Regions from separate parts of the Homo sapiens genome. Here region 1 is linked to region 2. The links are chromatin loops, found by intact Hi-C in ENCODE. Cell type or tissue: left ventricle myocardium inferior. All regions are shown on one strand. Links, peaks and the distances in the headings refer to the core of each region. The heading gives the core; the rest is flanking DNA.

Evidence for each region. Peaks named below come from ENCODE experiments on the same cell type or tissue, not always from the same donor. Only the 100,000 strongest peaks of a DNase experiment are listed, where the experiment ranks them.
Region 1: a loop joins it to region 2, with 2.6 times the contacts of the local background. A loop is called at or near these places in 2 of 110 quality-filtered maps.

The regions. Positions count from the first base shown.
Region 1 is chr20:20,902,485-20,907,868 of GRCh38, forward strand. No RefSeq gene overlaps it. Among named protein-coding and RNA genes, the nearest start is that of LINC03083, 65 kb to the right of the region's middle. In left ventricle myocardium inferior, for the core only: no CTCF peak of the experiment used is centred there; no DNase peak of the experiment used is centred there; H3K27me3 peaks cover 2,434 bases.
Region 2 is chr20:21,046,364-21,051,747 of GRCh38, forward strand. No RefSeq gene overlaps it. Among named protein-coding and RNA genes, the nearest start is that of LINC00237, 57 kb to the right of the region's middle. In left ventricle myocardium inferior, for the core only: a CTCF peak has its summit at 2,631 (motif pointing right); a DNase peak (open chromatin) is centred at 2,638; H3K27me3 peaks cover 5,000 bases.

The DNA.
Region 1 (5,384 bases), core at 281-5,280, 140 kb before region 2:
TTCAAGTAACATTTAGAAGAGTACATTGACCTCTTTCTTACCCTTGCATATTTGATGGGCAACATCTTTCTTTGACTTCCTATAAGAAAGAAAACGAGATTGAATCACAGCTTGCTCCCTCACCATTTTACACAAAGTATTGATGTCTTGTGGCATTTTGTGTGCTAGGGAAGTGAGGTCAATTTCTTTTTTTTTTTTTCCCAAGACAGAGTCTTGCTTTGTCACCGAGGCTGGAGTGCAGTGGCGAAATCTTGGCTCACTGCAACCTTTGCCTCCCATGTTCAAGCAATTCTCCTGCCTCAGCCTCCCGAGTAGTTGGGATTACAGGCACCCGCCACCACATCCAGCTAATGTTTGTATTTTTAGTAGAGACAGGGTTTCACCATGTTGGCCAAGCTGGTCTCAAACTCCTGACCTCATGATCCGCCCACCTCGGCCTCCTAAAGTGCGAGGATTACAGGTGTGAGCCATTGCGCCTAGCCTGTGAGGTCAGTTTCTATGCCTTCTTCTTTTCATCCCTGCCTGGATGCTTGAAGAATATGACAAAGTGGTTAACACCATGGGTTCTAGAAATAGGCAGTTCAGATTCTAGTTTTGCTGTATGACCTTGGGCAAGTTATTTCACATCTCTGAGGTTCAGTCTTCTTACCTGAAAATGTGGGCTACAACCCCTCTTCATATGGTCACTGTGAAAATTAAATGCAATAATATGCATAAAGCACTTCAGGCCAGTGCCTGGCACCTAGCATATGCTCAGTAAATACCAATGCTTCACTTTCCCTTTGAAATCTAAAATACTTGATGGGAAGAGGAAAGATATTTATTACCTTTGTAGATTTTAGCCTGCCAAACAACATGACTACTCAAGTCTTTGTCTCGTCTTGTTTTTGCTTTTCTTTTCAGTGTATGGAATTCTCAGCTTCAAACAGTAAGCCTGCATCAGGTCTGTGTCATTCAAGGGGCCAAAGTTCCAGCTGCCATGGCCTTCTTCAGGACAGCAGCCCAGCTAGCTGGAGGCTGAATTGGGCGACTTACAAGTGGTTGCACCTCCACAATGCCCTTGTAGCTCTTGCCTTGGTGGGCATTGTGCTTTGGAGTGGAATCACCTCACCCAGAACTATTGAGATGACTTACGGTTATTAGAGCTGCCATCTTTGCACACCAAATCAGAGCATGAATGTTGTGCCCCAGTCAAGACAATCAGAAATGGCTCTTCAGAGGGAAGTAACAAGGTGGAGAAGAAGACCAGATAGGAGAAAATAAACAACAGGATGTGAGAAAACACCCAGGCAGAGGTGGCAGCCATAAACCCAGCTCCCTACCCATCAGGAAATGGGCCAAGAAATCACCAGGACTATCCCAAGGGAGTTGGCAAATTTCTATGCAAAATCTGGGCATTAGTCTGAATAAATGAATGAACACCGAATACATGAATAAGCAAAGCAGAATGTACAGACTTCAGAGCTCTTGGCAACAAGTGCAAGCTGGGTCAGACATAAGAATAGTGGATGGAGCAAGAGAACAAAGTCACAGACTGAATATTGAGGGTTGCTCCAAGAAAGGGAGACTCCCAAGCACAGGACTGAGTCAGGGAGCTCTGTCTGGTACAAAGCCTCAGTGAGGACCAACAGATAAGGCCCCATGTCAATGAAGGCAGCTACCCAACTGGCTTCATCAGTGACTGGCTAATATTAGGTCCACTCCATTAACTAACCAACATTTCATGGAGGTCTCCAGAGGGACCTTTGGAGCATTTTCAGGTGTTCCAGAAACTAATTCAGAGTGTGCACATAGAAGTTAAATCGTTTCAGGTCAGGCCTTCCTCAGGGAGTTTGTCCAGAGGGAATAATGGGCCCATGCTGGAGCTGGAGGTGCCTCCAGGGCCACCAGCAACCTGCATTGCTCTGCAATTATCAGAAGCTCCATCTTAGTGTGAATTCACAGACCTCAAGACAAGGATATGGGTGCAAGAGAAGTGCAGGGAACACTGGAGAGAAGTGGGGAACTGAAACCTGGAAGTAACGACAGTCAATACATGGTGCATTATTAAGCCAGCTGTCACTTTGGACAACTCAAGCTTAATCTCATGGGAAAATTGGGAAACAGTGCAAAACACATGTCTCAGAATTACCCAGCTCTATTAGGGAGAGAGCTGGGGTATTGATACACCAAATAAATAAGAGTCATTGGCTGAAAGCTGTTTCTTGTGAGGGAGTGTTTATTCCTAGTACTTCTGTCCATGTATTTGTAGTTAGAAGTTGGCCAGAGCACACTGAAATAGTAGGGTCTGAGGTTTATCAGTTAGTTTCTTCTGCATAACAAACCACGTCAAAACTTAGTGGTGGATGATAGTATCTATTCTTTTTTAAATTAAAAAAAAAAATTTCTACCCCTTCTTCTTCTGAAAATAACCCTCTATTCTACTCACAATTCTGTGGGTCAAAGGTTTGGCATCTGCAGTCAGCCATCAAGTCCGCTGGTATCTACATGATCTAGCACGGCTTTACTCACATGTCTAGTGTGGACAAGCTGACTGTTGGGATAATGAGTGTGACTGGACCAGGCTGGTCTCAGCTTCTTCACCTGTTAATAGTCACCAGGTTCCAAGAACAACACAAACGTAAGCCTCCATGTGCAAGTTCTTTTGAGCCTCTGCTGTACTCCACATTTGCTACTGTCCCACTGACCAAAACAAGTTGCATGGCCAACCCAAACTGGTGTAAGATTATCAGATAAAATGTGATATGTCAAGTTCATTTTGAATTTTAGATAAACAAGAAATAATTATTTTAGTATTAGTATGTCCTATTGAAAGATGTGGTATTAGTCAGGGTTCTCCAGAGAAATAGAATCAGCAGGAGATGATAGATAGATGATAGATACATAGATAGATAGATGATAGATAGATGATAGATAGATAGATAGATAGATGATAGATAGATGATAGATAGATGATAGATAATAGATAATGATAGATAGATAATAGATAACAAATAGGTAGATAATAGATAGATAGATATGCAAGAGGAGGTTTTCATAGAAATTGGCTTACATTGTTATGGTTATGGAGACCAAGAAGTCCTACAATCTTCTGTCTGCAAGGGGAAGAACTAGAAAGCCAGTGGTATAATTCAGTTCAAGTTAGAAGGCCTGAGAATCAGGGGTAGGGGTGCTAATGGTGTACATCCCAATCTGAATCCAAAAGCCTGAAAAAAAAGGCTGAGCTCTGATGTCTAAAGGCAGGAGAAAATGGATGGGACAGCTCAAAAAGAGAGAGTGCATTTTCCTTTCCTCCAGCATTTTGTTCTATTTAGGTCCCCAAGGATTGTATGGTGCCCACCCACACCGGGGAGGGCCGTGTTCTTTACTCAGTTCACCGATTCAGACTCCGATCTCTTCCAGAAACTCCCTCCCAGGCACAGCTGGAAATAGTGCTTTACCAGCTACCTGGGCATCCCTTAGGCCAGTCAGGTAGACACATTAACCATCACAGATGTCTTCTCTGACCACCTTCCTATCCCATTTTTCTGTACATCACAGAGAGAATGCAATGCTTTTTCTTCTTTGTACTTTTCACATTTACATAAGTAGTTAGATATTTACGTGTTTGTTTACTAGTTTATTGCTGTCTTCCCTTCCAAATTGTAATCTCCATAATAGGGACCATCAGCATTTGAGCCTGGCACCAAGTGGAGGGCCTGGCATTCAATTAACACAGGCTAAACAAATGAATGAACAAACTAAAGAGCAGGCGAATGAAATAATGAATGCTGTGTGCAGTTGGCCTACCTCAGAGTTTGGGGTTCAATCCCCTCAGAGCCTTTGTCCCTTATGTCCAACCCACAGGAGCCTTGTTTAAAGATATAAATACCCTCCAATGTCAAGGTGACATCACAAATACTCAAGCTTCCATCTTGTGGTTTATTAAAAGGCTGGCTGAACCCTTCAATGCACTTAATTCACCATTACTTTCTTGTTCTTTATTCCCTCCATATGCATTGTGTGAGTTTGTGTATGCATCTTTATATAAATTCTTATTATTCAGGTTCATAAAATATCTTTTATGAGAGGAACTATACATGGCTGACCCAGATGCACACGAGGAAATGTTTCATTTCTCAAGAAGAGCCTTCTGTGCATCCCGCCACCCCCCTGCCATGTGGCTTACCCGGGAGACCTAATGGTTCTGAAAATTGGAGCAGCTGTTTGGCTCATAAATTACTGACCTACTGTGTGCATAACAAGTGGGACTTAAATATAACCAGCTGGGGCTATTTTTGTCAAAACCAGATTTTGAAATCCTGCATTCAGAAAAGCATTTGGGGTGTCTTTCTGATACAATTGTGTGTGGTTGTGTATCTATCTGTCTGTCTGCCCGTCTGTCTCTTTGTGTATGAAAAGAGAGGGGCAGAGAGGAACGTGAAGGGAAACTCAAGTAAGTGGATTTCATGTGCTTTATTAATCACAGACAAAACATATTTTCTTCTTTAGCAAAGCCAGGCTAGTTTATCTAACATTTGTCTAAAAAAAGGTCGCAGTTTATATTAAACCCAAATGCAGGGTCAAAAAAGCATGAACGTATAAAAGACCATGTTTACAAGAGAAAAGGCTGTCAAAGACTGGGCAAGGAGGACTGCTTACCTCTGCTGTAAAACTACCATTAGCACATTCTTCCTTCTATCATTTTTAATAGATATTAAGTGGTTTTAACCAAATCATTATGAATCTCAAAAGATTAATGTTTTAGAGTATATGATGATACTCTTTCCACAGCCCTTGGGAAATCTATAAACAACAAACTGTAAAGAGTGGTTACTAACTTTGGTGGAAGCTTATGGACTCCTTGGAAATCTAATGAAAGCTATGAACCCTCTTCCCAGAAAAAAAAATACACCCACAAATTTGCATACAATTTCTGAGGCTTCACTCACCATTTGAAAGCCATCCATGAATCCTAGGTTCAGAATCCTTTCTCTAAAAGAAATATAACATGTAATCATGTTTAAAGGACATGGAGTTCAAAGTCTTTAAAGAACCTTTGAAATAATTTAATCCGTACTCTCATATACGAGGTATGGACAGAGGTTTGGAGAAGATATGACTTGCCTAAGTCACATAACAAATTTGTGACAGAGTTAAAAATCTGGATGCTGTTTTAAGGCAGCTTCTTTAGAAGCAGGCCCCGAAATAATCATTGGTGTGCAAATGATTTTTAAAAGAGGTGCTCTCAAGGGAGACAGTTAAGAGTGGGAGTAGAAGAACAGAGCGAAGGAGGAAGTCAGACAAGGCTCCCTCTCAGGCAAGATCTGCAAAGAGGGGTCCTGTAGAGAACAGTAGGGGATGGATGGTACCCATGCCAATGGGTTGGGCTTTCATACTTTTGC
Region 2 (5,384 bases), core at 253-5,252:
GGAATAAAATGGTAGTTGGAGATTAAGCCAGTAAGTTTTGGCATGCTGTTGCACAGCAATACATAACCAGAACACTACATCCTAGAGCCTGAGTATGATTAGACTATTTCTCTATACACATTCCTTCTCTTAACCTATGCAGCAGATGTTATCAGTGCTGTCTACAGCCCCCTGACATTCATCATTTCCATACCAGCTGTCAACTTCCTACGGAAAGCTACTGTCACTCTTTGCCTGGGGGCTTTCCTGGCTCAGCCCATGTGGCCAGTGAGGGGCAGGAATGAAGTACCAGGGAGTTATTGACTCCAGAGAAGCCCTTAATTAATGGAAATGGAAATTTCTAGATAAGTAGCCCAACTCTTACCTCTCAGATGGAAAACTCCGATGCATGTTCACACCATCTACAGAGGTGCTGCACCTTCTCCCCAGCTGCTCACAGCAGCCTGATTTGCTAACACCTATCATGGGCTGCTCTGCCTGCTCTCCTCCCTACTGGTGCTTCCTGGCAACATTTGTCTGCAAATTCTCACCTCAGGGGCAGCTCCAGAGGGAATGAAGACTAAGACAATGGGGAACCAGGCTGAAGGGCAGTTGGATCAACCAGCTCCTCAACTGCTGCTTCAAATCCCATGAAGAGTGGAAGGGACACTCAGAGTGGAGCCTGAACTGTGCCCCACCTGAAACTAGATTCAGAAGGGGAATAAACACCCTCACTCATTCAGATGTATTAGCACCAGGAAGATGTACAAGCGAACATCAACACAATTGACAAATCATGCACATGTCCAGAGTGGGTAATTTTGCCACATACAGCCATTCCCCTTTCTTGCTCCAAATTTTGAAAAATTTTGGAGTTGGTAAGGATGTATTACATACTGACTGTATGCCTAGAGCTCTGTGAGACAAGAGTAACAATCGTGAGAGAAAAGGCACACCCCAATGTCACAGCACTAAGAATGCAGTCAGGGAAGCAGTGAGTTGTATTCACAGCAAAGCCACAGAGATGGCTCACAGCGACTCGGGTGAGAGGGTTGCAGAGAAGCAATCTCCACGCTGAGTGGTAATATCAGGGTAGTGATATCACTCATCTTCCCATTCCTAGGGAGCTGCTGTGCTTGGTGGAAGAGGACTTAACCAGCCAAGCTTGTGGGAACCCAAGCTATTTGCTTGGTACCTGACTGCAGAGGACACCGGCATGGTAATTGCCATTCGTGGAGTGCCTCCTCTGTGGCAGGCAGTGTTCAAGGGCTTTTATATGCAAGGTGGTGGCACTTTATGCAAAGGGTACTGTTCCTGAAGAAATCACATAATGCAAAGCTGCATGATTCAACATAAATCCCAAGGAAGGAGGTACTTCTGATCACCAGCCATGTGGCAACATCATAAACCAGTACACAGTTCATTCGACCTATCAGCTTTGAAATGACCCAATTCTAGATTAATTTTTATTTCATGGAGACTTGCATTGTTTCAAATTTGCAGCAAAAATATAAAATAACTAACATTGTATATAATACTAAATTCTCATAAAATATATCGTTATGACATAATCGTCATCTTCATGATTCTCCTAATAATTAAAAGCTAATATGTGTTAGTTAACGTTGCCATTCACTCATCACATAGTAATTCATAAAGAGCATCATGTTTTTAAATACCATAAGCCAAGCAGAGATGTTAACTCAATCTGCTACAAAGTAAATGTTGCCATTATTTCGTTTCGTAATTGGGGAAAACTGAGTCACAGCGAGGTTAAGTAACTTGCCTACAGTTACACAATTGATAGGTGGTGGAAAACTGGGACTCCAGGCCAGGCAGTCCGGCTCTAGAACCTATTACGCTCTCCACCACCAGGCTCTACTTCCTCATTCAAACCTTACAATGGCCCTAGATGGACATATTGCATGAAATAACTGAGACTGGAGTGGTTTAGCCAGAATTCCAACCTGGTTCTATCCAGCTGTAAAACCCACATGCCTGCATTCAGCTCGGCTGCATCCTGCCAGCATCTTATTTCTTGGCTGTATCAGGACCAAGATAGACTTATTCCAGCACACATCAAAGCTGACCTTGTCAACTCAGATACTTTTAATTCAATATAAAATAGAAAAATGCAGGGAAAATCCGTTTTTACCATGAAACTTGATAAGAAGCAGGAAGACATAGTGGTTGGTGACCTTATACCAATAATAGCACACATTTATTAAGTCCCTACTACAGACCAGGCACTGCCCTGGGAACCTTCTGGATGTTAGCTCCGTGAAGCCATATCACAGCCTAACGAGGTCAGCCCTGCTGTTCCTCCGGCCGTGCAGTTATCTCAGAGAGGCAAAGAGGAATGGAACTGGGAGGGTCTGCAGCTGTTTCTCTTAATAGACTGCTCTCATTGGGTCTCTCCTCAACTCATAAAGGTGCAAAGCAGCTCGGATCACGATGGGGAGGAAAAACAGGCAGGAGAGGTAGGTTGCTCAGAGGACGGCAACAGCAGTCCTTAGAATGCCCAGAGGTGAAAGCAGAGAAGATGTTTCCTTCACTAGTTCCCAGAGGCCCCAGAAGAGCTCAAGAGTTCCAGGTTAGGGATACCCTGTGAGCTTCCCGGAGGGCGGGCCCATCAGAGCCCATCAGAGCGCCCACTAGAGGGCAGAAGTGAGCAGAGGGGAATGAGGCTGGCACAAAAGGCACTGGGAGGGTGGAGGGAGAATGGATGCTGGTACAGTGGCCAGAGGGGACTGGGAAGTGAGGAAAATTGCCATGGTCCAGGTGAGGTATGAGAGTCCTCAGGGACCTCCTGTGTCTTTGGGACCTGGTTTTTCTGGAACTTTGAGAGACTGTGGCTCATTAAGGACTATTAGTTACTCTGATAAGCGTAATGGTGCATGCCGTCTTAAGGGCTGATTTTGCTGTCACTTAATTGAAATTTATCCCAATACATCTTCATCAGAACATTTGGAAATGGAACGGGCAAGGCAGCCCCACTGAGTGTATAGCAAAAGTGTGGGCTGAAAACTGGTAATCCACACATAGTGTAAAGAGAACGTGCTATGTAATTCTCACTAAGGTACTGCCCGGCACGGGAGCTATAGAGCTTGGCCCAGAGCCCCTTACCAGCTGCTGGGAGTGTTGGCTGCTAGGGATCTCAGCTGCCTCCCTCACTGCAGAATTGTCCTCAGGCCAAAAGGGAAGCTACTTACCCAGGAGGTTATGAGCCCATCCCATGCGCGGCCAGAGCCCAGTGACCACACCTTACAGGGCTCATAGATGCCTCAAGGGGCATGAACTCCACAGTGCAATTCACACTCCAGAGCTCCCCAGGGGGCTGGAGCTAAATCCCAGGCACAGATCATAGCTTTGCATAGCATTAACTGATGAAGTAGAAATGACATTTCCAGTTACCCAGCAGGGAGGGGTTTTTGAGGCCTACTCTCCATAGGCTGGTTAGTTCCAACTAGACAATACTTTAGAAATTAGCCAACCCATTTTCATCAAGGGTGGAATCCTGTGTGAGGCACTAAAAACCTAGAAACCACCCAATAAGTTAGGTAAAGCATCCACATACAACAATAAAGTACTACACAGATGGTGGAAATCTGGATATAGATGTAGATATCTCCTGGCATAGGAAGTACAAATTCAGGCTGTAGAGCCATGTGAATAGCATGGCCCCTTTATTTTACATTGATTGATTGATTTACTTACACACACATACACACACACACATACACAGTGTCTTAGTGATTGTGGTTCTTCCCAGATCAGGCTGAGACAAGGGCTTACATGTACATGGTCAGTGTATTTTGGAAAGAGACCACAGAAACGGGAGAGGGAGGCTAGAGAAGAAAGAGACAGAGAAAGAGGGATCATCACTACTGTGAACATCTGGGCCTAGGCCTATTTGGGACTCTCTGGAGCACTATGTAGACAGCCTTAGAATCATTCGCTTGAGGAACAGGACAGGGGCATTTTTATCCACTAGATATAGGCCCCATTGGTCAAGAGTTGCCCTATGAGGTGTTCATTCCTTTTCCCTTCCAGCGATCACCTGCACTGGAATGGTGGTGAGTGCTCCATCCTGCAGTGGCAGGGGTGCCCTGAGGCATACAGCAAGAGATAGGCAGGGGAGGTGGAGTTATACCTGCACAGCTGGTGGCCATGGCAACAACTGGAGTTAAAAGATGGGTCAAGGGGCTATGAAGAGGGCACAGGAGGTATACAATCCACATAGAGAAGTGTCAGGAAGGATATTTACCAAACTGTTGACGACAGTCATCCCTGAGAAGGAGGATTCTTTCTCTTCATTATGCTTTCCTGAACAGTTTAACTTTTTTCATAAAACTATACAACTTTTTGCAAAAAAAAAAAAAAAAAAGCCATATCAAAGAAGAAAACATCCCATTTGACTCCCTCATTTTACAGGTGAGTGATTCACATTTGGAGCAGGGCTCATGGACTCGTGGCTGGGAGCTGTCTGCAGTGTGAGCACAGTACTGTGGCCCCGCCAGCCCTGGGAATGTAAAGGCTATTGCCTACACAGCTGCAGCTCAGAGTGGACCATGAACAGACCAGGTAGTGCAGCCCCATGAGGAGCAAAGATGATGGGGCAGGAAGTCCAGATCCAGACAATAGCCACACACCCCTGCCCCCAATCCTGAGGAAATCGCTATTCTGAATGCCATCACCAAGTAGTTTTGCTTGAGCTTGAACTTCATTATTACAGGTCAATTTCCCCAGGAGGCAGAAGCTGAGTTTTTTTAGGCAATGCTCTTGGTATCAACACCTGTGAGGTGTGAATGAAGCAGATTGAGGCTGGACTCTGGACTGGAATGAGGTCTCAAGGTATCAGGTGATCCCATCAGGACCTCCAAGCTGTTGGAACAAGGGAGCTGACTTTATGCCCTGCACTGACGAATCATTGCGGTGTTTGTGCTTTTGGTGTTATATCTAAAAATATATTGCAATATCTGAGGTCATAAAAATTTACCTTTACGTTTTCTTCTAATAGTTTTATCATTTTAGCTCTTACATTTGGGTTTTTGGTCTATTTTGGGTTAATTTTTGTATACGGTATGAGGTAAGGTCCAACTTCGGTCTTATGGGTATGGTTATCCAGTTGTCCCTGCACCATTTGCTGAAAAGACTATTCTCCACTGAATGGTCTTGGCACCCTTGTTGAAAATCAGTTGGCCATGGGCACGTGATTTTATATCTGGACTCTCAATTCTATTCCATTGTTTACATGTCTATCCTTTTGCCAGTACTGCACTGTTTTGATTACTGTTGCTTTCTAGTAAGTTTTGGAATGTTGAAATGAGTGTTAACATGTTTTAACATGTCTTTTTGTAGACACATTCAATCATTTCTCTTGAATCTATGCCTGGGAGTGAAAT